2 separate regions of the Homo sapiens genome follow, and region 1 is linked to region 2. A link is a contact called in ENCODE Hi-C data. All regions are on one chromosome and are shown on one strand. The core of a region is the stretch at or near the end of the contact, and the rest is flanking DNA. Distances in the headings are between cores, read along the strand shown. Region 1 overlaps DOCK9 (dedicator of cytokinesis 9). Region 2 overlaps MBNL2 (muscleblind like splicing regulator 2).

Region 1 (4,926 bases), core at 19-2,518, 1.5 Mb before region 2:
GGTCTGAAGCCAGCTCCAGAGAATAATTGATCATATAGGTGATTCAGGGGTAAGAAATCACTTTATTCACACAGCACGCACCCACAACACAACACTTCCTCCTCATACTTAGCCTTTTTTCTTGAAACTACTAAGTGCTCAGACCATTTGGAACTTTGTAGGAAAGGATAAAGTGTGGGTTTAAACCTGGAGCCATGGTAGATTGGTATCACTTTGGGCACAGATTTTCTAAGTTACTTCAAGTTACAGGCAAGTGCCCATCCCAATAAACAGCTGAGCCATTTAGGGATTTATCCCTAGTTCTCCAAAAACACCCGGAAGACATCCTTCCTCAGCATCAGGTTTATAATCTTGTCACGCATCCCATGGCTGGCATTGACATGGTTACCATTAAATGCAGTTCTGTTGAGGTGCGAGCAGCTCAGTTTGGGTGTGTCATGACGTATTGAACTTTTCCCTTGACCCCAACATGCCTTCATGTATAGAGGGAGAAGCTGCTCCGAAGGCACTCTGCTTGTGTCATACGCAGTGCTGAAGAGGAGGAGGAGAGCTGCCAGTCAGCCAGGAAAAACCGGGTCACTGTGGATTTTTCCCTTCTAATGATTCCACCTTTGCCAGAGGAGACATTGAATGCAACACCTTCCCTCCCACTGCCGGAAGTACTAAGTTCTCCAGTGGCTCTGATCAAGTGGGCAGGCCAGAGGGTGCATCCATACCAGTTTTGCCACTAATTTCCCCTGTATTTTTTTGTAAATGAAAATATTCACATATTTTATTAAGCCTGATATATATATGTATATATATACACACACACACACACGCATAATTTTTTTTTCAATTGGCCACCAGCACCTTGAATAAAACATCTTTTTTCCACTATTGTTTTTGCTTTGATATTTGGTAAAAAAATTTTTTTTATTTCAATTGGAAATTCAACTGGGAGAGTTTTTAAATCTCCTGTGTTTGCAATCACATGATGAGATTCTTGTTCTGCTTTTTTTCCACAAGAACCTGCTGCCTAGTGGCAAAATTGCCCTCTTGTTTGCCCCAAGCTTTCTGACGTTTGCAGTGTTGAGCTAAGCTGATGAGGGAGTGACCTCATCAGTTTAGGACCTCTGGCCATGCTGTGCTGACGTGTCCCTGTTTGTCCCGGTTGGGCACCTGCCTATTGTGTTCCCTGAGCAGTGCCCACAGCACGCCCCATAATGCACCCTGGGTGATGGCGCCTGGGCTCCAGGTTCTGGGGTGCTTTGGTCACAGCAGCACCACAGGCACTTGCTGTTTCAGCCACGGCTGTTGTCCTCAGGAGGTGGTTGGTTGTGCAGTGTCTTCTGAGTCATGGTTTCTGTTCTTGATCCTAGCACACATACTTTCTTGCATGAGGTTTCAATATACTTGGCATCTCAGAAGGTTTTACTTGGCATAGCTAAAGCTGTGTTTATCCAGTGAGAAAGGTCTGTGCCTTCTGCTTGTCCCTCAGGAGAGCGTGCTGAGGAGACAAGCTAGGGCTTCCATGGGCAGCATCTGAGTGTGTTATATTTGGGCGAAAGGGTGCCTGTGGTTTAATTGTCAGCAAGTTACTTGCACCTTCCAATGTGTATGATCTGACTTGATTCTAAGAGTCTTTCTCTTCCAAGGGAGAAAAGGGAAACACGTTTTCCTCCCGTAATTAAATAGAAAAATCACCTGTATTTTCTTTTTAGCACCAACAAAGTAGCACATTGGGAAATTCCGTGGTTCGCTGTGATAAACTTGACCAGTCTGAGATTAAGAGCCTACTGATGTGTTTCCTCTACATCTTAAAGAGCATGTCTGATGGTAGGTTAAAAAATGGAGATTTCTGTTTTGCTCGTTTCAGCACTTGGTTTGTTTGGTTTTAACTTGTAATAAGTTGAAATGATACAAAGATTTCAAAGGATTTTCTTGTTTAAAATGCATATTCATTGACTAAATGTAATTGTTAAAATGCAATTCATTGACTAAGGTTCTTAGAAATAAGAACCTTATTGTGGGAAAATCATTTCCTTAATTATTTTATTCTAGAAAATGAGTTCCAAAATGTGAATGGGCCTATTTCTTAAATTTATATTAAACTGGGACCTGCCATCTTAACTAAAGGAGATAGAAGCACATAAATAAAATAGCTTTTGGCTTTAAAAAAAATTTTTATTCGTCCAGACAAACTTACTGTCAACTTAAATAACTGTGTTAGTCTCTGGAATTAGAATATATGTTGTGGGGGGACCTAAGCATTCCTTCCATTTAGAGTGTGTATATTCCTGGCTCAAAGTGGGAGATATGTTATTTTAGTTTTCTAATGGAAATGGTAGTATCATAGTAGATTATGTTTCTGTTTAAGGGTTTGACAACCACATTTTAAAATAAGAATGAGCAGAACTATGAATGCTCTATCTGGACCGTATAAGGCTTGCAAATGTGTGTGACAGGACAGTTTCAACTCTGTTAGCTCATCTGTGTATCTGGCTATGTAATATAAACAATCCCAGTAAACAATGTCGCAGTTCTTATCCTGGGCAAAAATCTTATTTTTCCTACAACGAATTAAAAGGTGTGCTGTGAACTTCATTAAGGTGATTGAATTAGGATGAACTCTCCTAAAAACAAAGTGCCATTTTTTGAGAACCTGAAGGCCTCTTGTGCTGCTTATATCTGGGGGCGGGAGGTGTGTACTAAACATCCAGTGGAAGGTATTTCTGCTTGAAAATAGTATTTCTTTTAGATCAAGCTTCCATTTCAGCAGCATTAACAGCCTGGCTTTTTTTTTTCCCCAACCCCAGCCAAGGTACAGCCTGACTTTTTAGCTCAGATGGTAGGAAAATCCCTCTTGCCCTTAAAATAAAGACTGGGTAATTCGTTCTTCTGTTGATTTGTTACTTTAAAATGCTAGTTTTTAAAAAAGAACAGACGAGCAAGAGTTTCCCTGAATGATGACCAAATACACTAGCACAGGGCACTTAGTCTCATATTTGGGTTTATAAAGTTGAAATTCTTCCCATTAAGTCAAAAGTTCTAAACTTTGCTTCATGGTAATAATGAGTTTCAGCGAGCATTATAATTCTGTTTTTCCTTTGTTTAAAGTTTTCTTTAAAAATATTTTAAATTTCAAATATTGAATATGACCTATAATAAGAACATAACTGCTTTTTGAAGACAAATATACAAGAACATTTGAATTCAAGTAAAAGTTATTCTTTAAAGTCATACACATATTTTTAAAATGCAACCACCTCTTCAAAACAATTTTAGAATATATTTTTCTCTCAATTTTCTTCAAGTTATCGATTGTTTTCCCTTTATAATTAGAATTTGTGTGTGTGTGCATCCCATTTAAGAAATCTTCTCCTACTCCCAGGGTCATGAAAATATTCTCATATTTTCTTTGAAAGCAGTGTTATTTAAATTTTCACATTGAACTCTAAAAATCTACCTACAATTGGCTTTTGTGTGTCATATGGGTTAGGGGGAGAAATTGCCTCCAGAGATGGTTAACACAGAGAAAACCAAAATCAGTTGTGTAACTCTGTAGCTACTCTTTCATTTATTCCACATTTAATGAGCACCTTCTACATGCTGGGCCCCTCCTTGCTGTCCTTCTTGTGCCATTTCCCTCTTCACAGAGCTTATCTTTGTCTTCCCACTCTCCCCAACCAGTACCTGGGGCCCAGAGCAGTGAATGGCAGCGTCATTGCCCATGCCGCTGGCCGCTTCGTCTGGTGTGTGCTGAGGGTGGCCACAGGGGTCTGCAGGGTGGTCCCACCAGGCTCTCCAGCATGCACTGAGCTCCCCGGGGGCTCACCATACCCTGATGGCCAGCCTCAAGTAGCCAGAGTCTGTTCCTCTGGAATCTAAACTTGAAACCCCTAAAGATGGAAGCCCATGACCTACCCTTATTACTGGTCTAATAGGCCAAGCGGCCTTTAGAATCAGATGCACGCGATTTAAATCCCCACTCAGCCATGATTCTTCAGACTGGTAAATGGGAGAATTACTTTACTTCTCTGAGCCTCTGTTAGCTCATCTGTAAATGGGGACTTTCTTCTGCCCCAGATTATGGTGAGGATTAGATGGCACAATCTATGTGAAATTGTGAGAGCACGTAGTACAGTGCCTGGCACACAACAGATTCTCAGTCTATATGCCATGTCATTCCTGCCTATCATTGTTCTTGGCAAGTGTAGAGTGAAAGCCTGTGGCCATACATCTTCATGAGCCATCAGCATCCCCATAGCCACCGTCTCTGCTTATCTCAGGCCCCAAAGACTCTGGCTTTTTCCCTAAGAGAAACCTCTTTACCTATTTCTCAACCTCAGTGTAAAATATAAGAATGCAAAAAAGGTTAGCTATTAGATGATAGAACTCAAACGATGGTAATACTAAACTGTTAAGGGTTCACACAGAGGTTTAAATGCACATACCATTGGGTACAGCTGTTTCGCTTCAGAGAACTTATCCTGTAGGTATAGTTAGACATGCATGCAAAGACCCACATAAAAGGATGTTCATTGAAACATAATTATAATAGCAAAAAGTTAGGGGAGAGAAACAGTAACTGCCTATCAGTAGGAGACTAGTTAACTCAATTATGGTCTATCCACATAGAGGAATATTATGCAACTTGGGAAAACTTGAGATAGATCCAAGCTATATTGTTCAGTTAAAACTCAGAGAGCAAAATTATGTGTGTAATATGCAAAGATTTTCAACAAATTCCCTGTTGGGGAGAGATCCTGTAGTAGGAGACAAGAGAGCCCGGCTTTAGGTTATATGTCCACTTGTATTCTTTGAATTTTCTAGTCTATTTAAGAGCATGTTACGAATAAGTTAAATGAGCATTATGCCAGAATATAGCACTAAATGACGTATGATGGAATTAAAGTTCAAATGCAGCATGTTGAAGGTGAATAG
Region 2 (5,159 bases), core at 1,683-4,182:
CAGATCTCAGGGTATATGTCACTTCTTTAGAAAATGCTCAATTGTTATTTTACCTACCTCCCCATGCCATCAAGTCAGTTTCTATTTTTAATCTCACTGAACTCTACTTTTTCATTCATAGTACAGGTTGAGCATTCCAGGTCTGAAAATCCAAATCCAAAATGCTCTAAAATCCAAAACTTTTTGAGTGCTGACATACCCCTCAAAGAAAATCCTTCTTGGAGCATTTCAGATTTCAGATTTTCAAATATGGGATGCTCAACTGTTAATGTAATCCAAATATTCCAAAATCTGAAAAAAAAATCCAAAATCTGAAATATTTCTGGTCCCAAGCATTTTGGATCAAGGGGCACTCAACTTGTACTCATAAAAAAATGGCTGGGCACAGTGGCTCACGCCTGTAATCCCAGCACTTTGGGAGGCTGAGGTGGGTGGATCACAAGGTCAAGGAGATCAAGACCAGTCTGGCCAAGATGGTAAAATCCTGTCTCTACGAAAAATACAAAAAAAATTAGCCAGGTGTGATGGCAGACGCTTGTAACCCCAGCTACTTGGAAGGCTGAGGCAAGAGAACCTCTTGAACCCGGGAGGCGGAGGTTGCAGTGAGCCAAGATCATGCCACTGCACTCCAGCCTGGGTGACAGAGCGAGACTCTGTCTCAAAAAAAAAAAAAAAAAAAAAAAAAAAAATTACGCCTATAAAAATCCGCTCTTATTTTTCTTTCATTCCAGTGTGGAGGGGGGTGTCTTGGAGAGCTTTGCTGTGCCATGCATGTGAATATCATTGGGATTGCAAATAATCCACAGCTCCTGTAGCCACACTGGGCTAGGATCAGTCATGTTACTTTGGCTTCAGTCCTGGATGTGGCTGAAATCCTTAACCAAATTAATTCCATGAGCCTCTCTCTCTAAGTGGCCTAATAGTGATGTGATATTGGAAATGCATAACTTATGCATGTGTGGCTCCCTTAATGCCAGATTCTGGTCCTGATCTTCTTAGCAAGCCCCATCTCTGCCTTTGTACAACACTCCCATCCTCTACTCTCTGCATATACCCTGTATGTACTTCATGTTATAGCTACAATGGACAATTTTCTATTCTTCAAGTACACTCTTCCCATGTCCCAACTGGGATGCTTTTCCCCCACTGATAAAATCTTGCTTCTCTTCAAACTCCTAGGCAAATTTCTCCTACTTCAGAAAGTCTTGTTTCTCCATATCCTTCGTAACCACCACCTGGTGCACATGCTGAAGGCAGAATTCATTGTCTCCTCTCCTTCACTCTCGAATAGCTTTGCCCAGACCCTCAGGTACTCCTTCATCCTCTGTATAATATTTGGTTTTCACCTCTTTATGAACTCTTTTGTATTCTCATTACTGGCTCTGGAACCCAGAACATACCACGGGTTCAAGGTATGTTTTAATGAATTGAATGGAATAAATTTTGTTGTGCTTATGCAGATACAGATGCCACTAAACACTGATCAATCTTTCACCAAGTCATGTGATAATCTGATGTAACATTTACACGTTTCTCATAATTAGGCTGTATCTGGGCACTGTCCCCTGTTCTACTTATTCTGTACTTCCAGTATAATGAAATAAATCAAGGAAGGCTTCTGTGGGTTGCCTTTGTTCTGATCAGCTGAAGCACTTCACTAGGCACCAATTCTATGAACAAAGACTTCTCAAATGTTTTCTGCTTCAGTTGCACAAATATTTCAGCTGTCGTATCTGTGAGCCAGAATTATCTGGGTAGTTCCACTTTGCGGTGTAGACACAGCCTCAGTTTTTCCATCTGCAAAATGCAAATAACCGTGCCTGCCACTAACAGAACTGCAACATCTTGAAGAATAATGAGATAATGTCTATAAGAACACTTACAGTAACTTAGAATAAACCTGTCAGAGAAATGCCAAGAATTATTATGCTGCTATTTTTGTAAGTGTGTGTGGTTTTGCCACTTTCCTAACATAGAAAAGAAAAAGTCTAACTACTTGGTTAAAATAATCCCAATGAAAAAAGAAAAAAAAAGAAAACTCCCACCCATGGCAAATGTGCTAGGCCATCAAGCAGGGCAATAATTATCTTAGCATAGTTTGGGAGAAGACTCTCATATTTTGCATAAAATTTTATATTAATATCTTTGCAACCTGGAGGCAGAATTCCTAAAATCCAAATTCACATTGTGTCAATGGGAGAATTTTAGTATCATATCAAAAGCTTTAACTATGAATGGTTAAAACAAAAATGCTATTTTTGTTTCATATTTATGTTTACGTAAAACATTTATAGAAAAATCAAAATCTGTTCATTTAAAAGTAATGGGTCCTCTATGTACCAAGTTATAATAATTATTTTTGAACATCTTCACTTGATTTGCAGAGGTTTCAAACCAACAATGATGAACAATGATTGATTATTACCATTATCATTTTAGAAATAAAGTTGAAAATGGGTTTATAAGAAAGAAAATCAGAAGCAAAAACTTAAGCTAAAATGAACAATAAAATTCCTGGTATGGGTTTAAGCGGGAGAAAGATTATTTTAATTTCCTTTTAATAAAATTATTTTCTCTTTCCTCATTTAAGAGAAATGTGAAAATTCTTAGCAGTTGAAATACCATTTCAGAACACTAGATCCACATGCTTGTTCACTCTGATATTCATGTCATGTAAGAAATGGAAACCCTTCTAGTCACTGTATTGGTGCGCTAGGACCCACTTTTTGGCTTCCAAAGCCCACTGTATTGAGGGTTGCCAGACACACTTAAGCTGTTCTTAAAGAATCCACCAGAGGGCGGAAGTACACAACCACAGCAGCCAATGTAGCCGTATGGGTCCTTCATGAGATACATTTCATCAACAAAAATCAGGTCGTTGCGTAAGGGATGTTGTTTATCCTTGCTTTGGAAATGTTTATCCTTGCTTTAAAATGTTTAAAAGGTGAAACATTTTAAAGTGATGATTCTTTCAGTGATTTAACAAATCAGTCATTGTTGGGTTTGAGAGTTAAACATGTGCTGGAGGGCTTCAGATTCTTTTGGCAGGCTTAGCACCAGAGCTTCATAGGTATTCCCAGGACATGGTAATGGCAGTAACATCCATTCTTCAGAAACAGGCTTCTCCTTTTACGTTTTTCCCCTCAGTATATTCTTCCTTAATTTTTTTTTTTTTATCTTAAAATATCTAGTGGCCAAGAGGTCTACAATGACACACTTTGTAGAAACCACACAGGACATTAACGTAAGTTTACCTTCTAGTAATTATTTTACAAATGTGTTATTTCAATTAGATTACATATTAAGACACTGCTATGCTGTAACAGCACTGGGATGTCACTAATTAAGGCTGTAATAGGGCAAAAGTGAACTCCTAATAAATACTGAATTAGAGATTTCTTCTACAAGTCTGTGAGTTTAAGACAGGTTCAAAACTAAAATAAGAAAAAAACACTGAAAACCACTTTGCTCACATAATTTATATGTTAACTAAAATATGTATTGTTCACAGGTTACTAATCCATTTCAAAGTGTAGATTTTATACAAAGAATATCACAGAAATATTTTACCTCCCTCTGATGTTAACTCTGATAAGCTATGGGATTTAAGGAAATGGATAATAAGCTCGAAAAGTTCAAACTAATGGATTTGAATCAAAAAACTCTTTTTGTTAGAATTGTTATTCATTTATATTTACTTTCATTTCACTATCGTGGGCTGAAAAATGTTGACTTTCAAAGAACTCAATGGATGGTCTTCCCACCAGGACTTAAGTTACCCCTTGCTTCTAACATTGACTAAAAGGTGAAAAACATGGTCAATTATGGTGACTATCTTTGCGTATGGTGTGCGTGTGTGTGTCTGTGGTTAGAGATGTCGGTGCAAATGGGGGAGGGATGACATGATTTATACTTTTGTTTTTTTACTTTTATCTGACTTTTTGGGGTCAGTTATTTAAAAATTCACTTTTATCTGCTTTTTTCTTTTTTCAGGAGAACTCTGTGGAATGTGTATATATAGGCGGGCCCAGGTGGTAGAATGTGATGTAAATGGGTTTGGTCACAGGGAAACTCAGTTCTTTTTCTCATTAGTTGTGGCACCTTGGAAAGTCACTTCTCATTTAGGGGGCCTCAGTTTTCTCATCTGTAAAACAATCAGCTGGATGAGGAGATCACTAAGAGTCCTTTAAACTCTAAGATTCTATGACTATTACAATGGATCTTTTAGTGGAATCATAGTTAATGCACATCGTACGTAATAGTATCAGGCATTGGCTTAGACACTGAGGATAAGAGCTCTATATACTTGTGAACTTGGTGAAAGTTGAGAAGGATGGAGAAAGAGATAGAATGAATATAAAAATATGAGTAGAGAATTGCTTTAATTTGAATAGCCTCATTGTTTTAGTGCTCTGAATAGAAATAGAAAAAAATGGTTAGTATTTACTGGAATTGCTATTTTTAGGTCATTCAGAGTTAAGGACAAATTTCAATTGTCACACATAAAAGGTCTTATTTACATAAACAATTTTACAGGGCTTGTGCAAATACAAGAAACCAAAAGCCCTAACTGCTGTTTCTCATGGGTTAAATCTGTCTCTTCAATCTATCAAATATTTGGCTTTAGAATCCTAACAGTCTTTAGCTATCATTCAAAGTAAGGTAAATACATTTAGATAGCTAGGACAACGATGAATTTCAAACTGTATTATACCTTCAAAAGCAAACTAGATGCCACCAAACAGCTTAGAGAAATGAGAAGAAAGCACATGACCAGAAGGGCACAGGACGTAGGGCAGTAAGGGCACATACCTGTTGGAATGAACGCGGCGTGTTGCTGCAACTGTGCGCTGGTGAGAGCCTGCTGGTAGTGCAAGACGCTGGGGTTAAAGACCGCGCTGGTACCATTGCTTTTTTCAAGTGCTTGTCTCTTTGGTAAAGGATGAAGAGCACCAGGGGGAAAGGCCTAGAAATGAAGAATTCGATAAGATATGTCTAACTTAAAGCAAACACACCTTCCATGTTCACAGAGATCATCAATTGCAACATTCTTTTTAAAAATGACAGCTAAGGAGATGCCTCTGCCATGCACCTTAATTTAAACAGCGGCAATGTCGAATGAGTGAGAATTTGTTATTGAGAGCGAAAGCATGATTTCT

The links. A loop is a pair of places that touch in the nucleus more often than their neighbours do. Pooled maps may share reads with other maps.
Region 1: a loop to region 2 is called in a map of breast epithelium, with 35 times the contacts of the local background. The contact joins two enhancer-like sites. A Hi-C loop is called at or near these places in 1 of 168 maps with a recorded cell type or tissue (breast epithelium), 1 of 37 single-sample maps with no recorded cell type and 3 of 50 pooled maps.

What each region holds. Positions count from the first base shown.
Region 1 is chr13:98,850,300-98,855,225 of GRCh38, reverse strand. It overlaps DOCK9 (dedicator of cytokinesis 9), which reads left to right. Exons shown (of 53, transcript NM_001366683.2): 35 at 1,704-1,818. Among named protein-coding and RNA genes, the nearest start is that of DOCK9-AS1, 21 kb to the right of the region's middle. RefSeq lists an enhancer at 1,108-1,417. Within about 2 kb of position 1,268, at least 4 of the 41 ENCODE cell types and tissues checked have a DNase peak (open chromatin) inside an H3K27ac peak, as active enhancers do.
Region 2 is chr13:97,357,289-97,362,447 of GRCh38, reverse strand. MBNL2 (muscleblind like splicing regulator 2) reads right to left here. Exons shown (of 9, transcript NM_001382683.1): 7 at 4,813-4,966. Among named protein-coding and RNA genes, the nearest start is that of RAP2A, 74 kb to the left of the region's middle. RefSeq lists a silencer at 2,659-2,728. Within about 2 kb of position 2,932, at least 6 of the 41 ENCODE cell types and tissues checked have a DNase peak (open chromatin) inside an H3K27ac peak, as active enhancers do.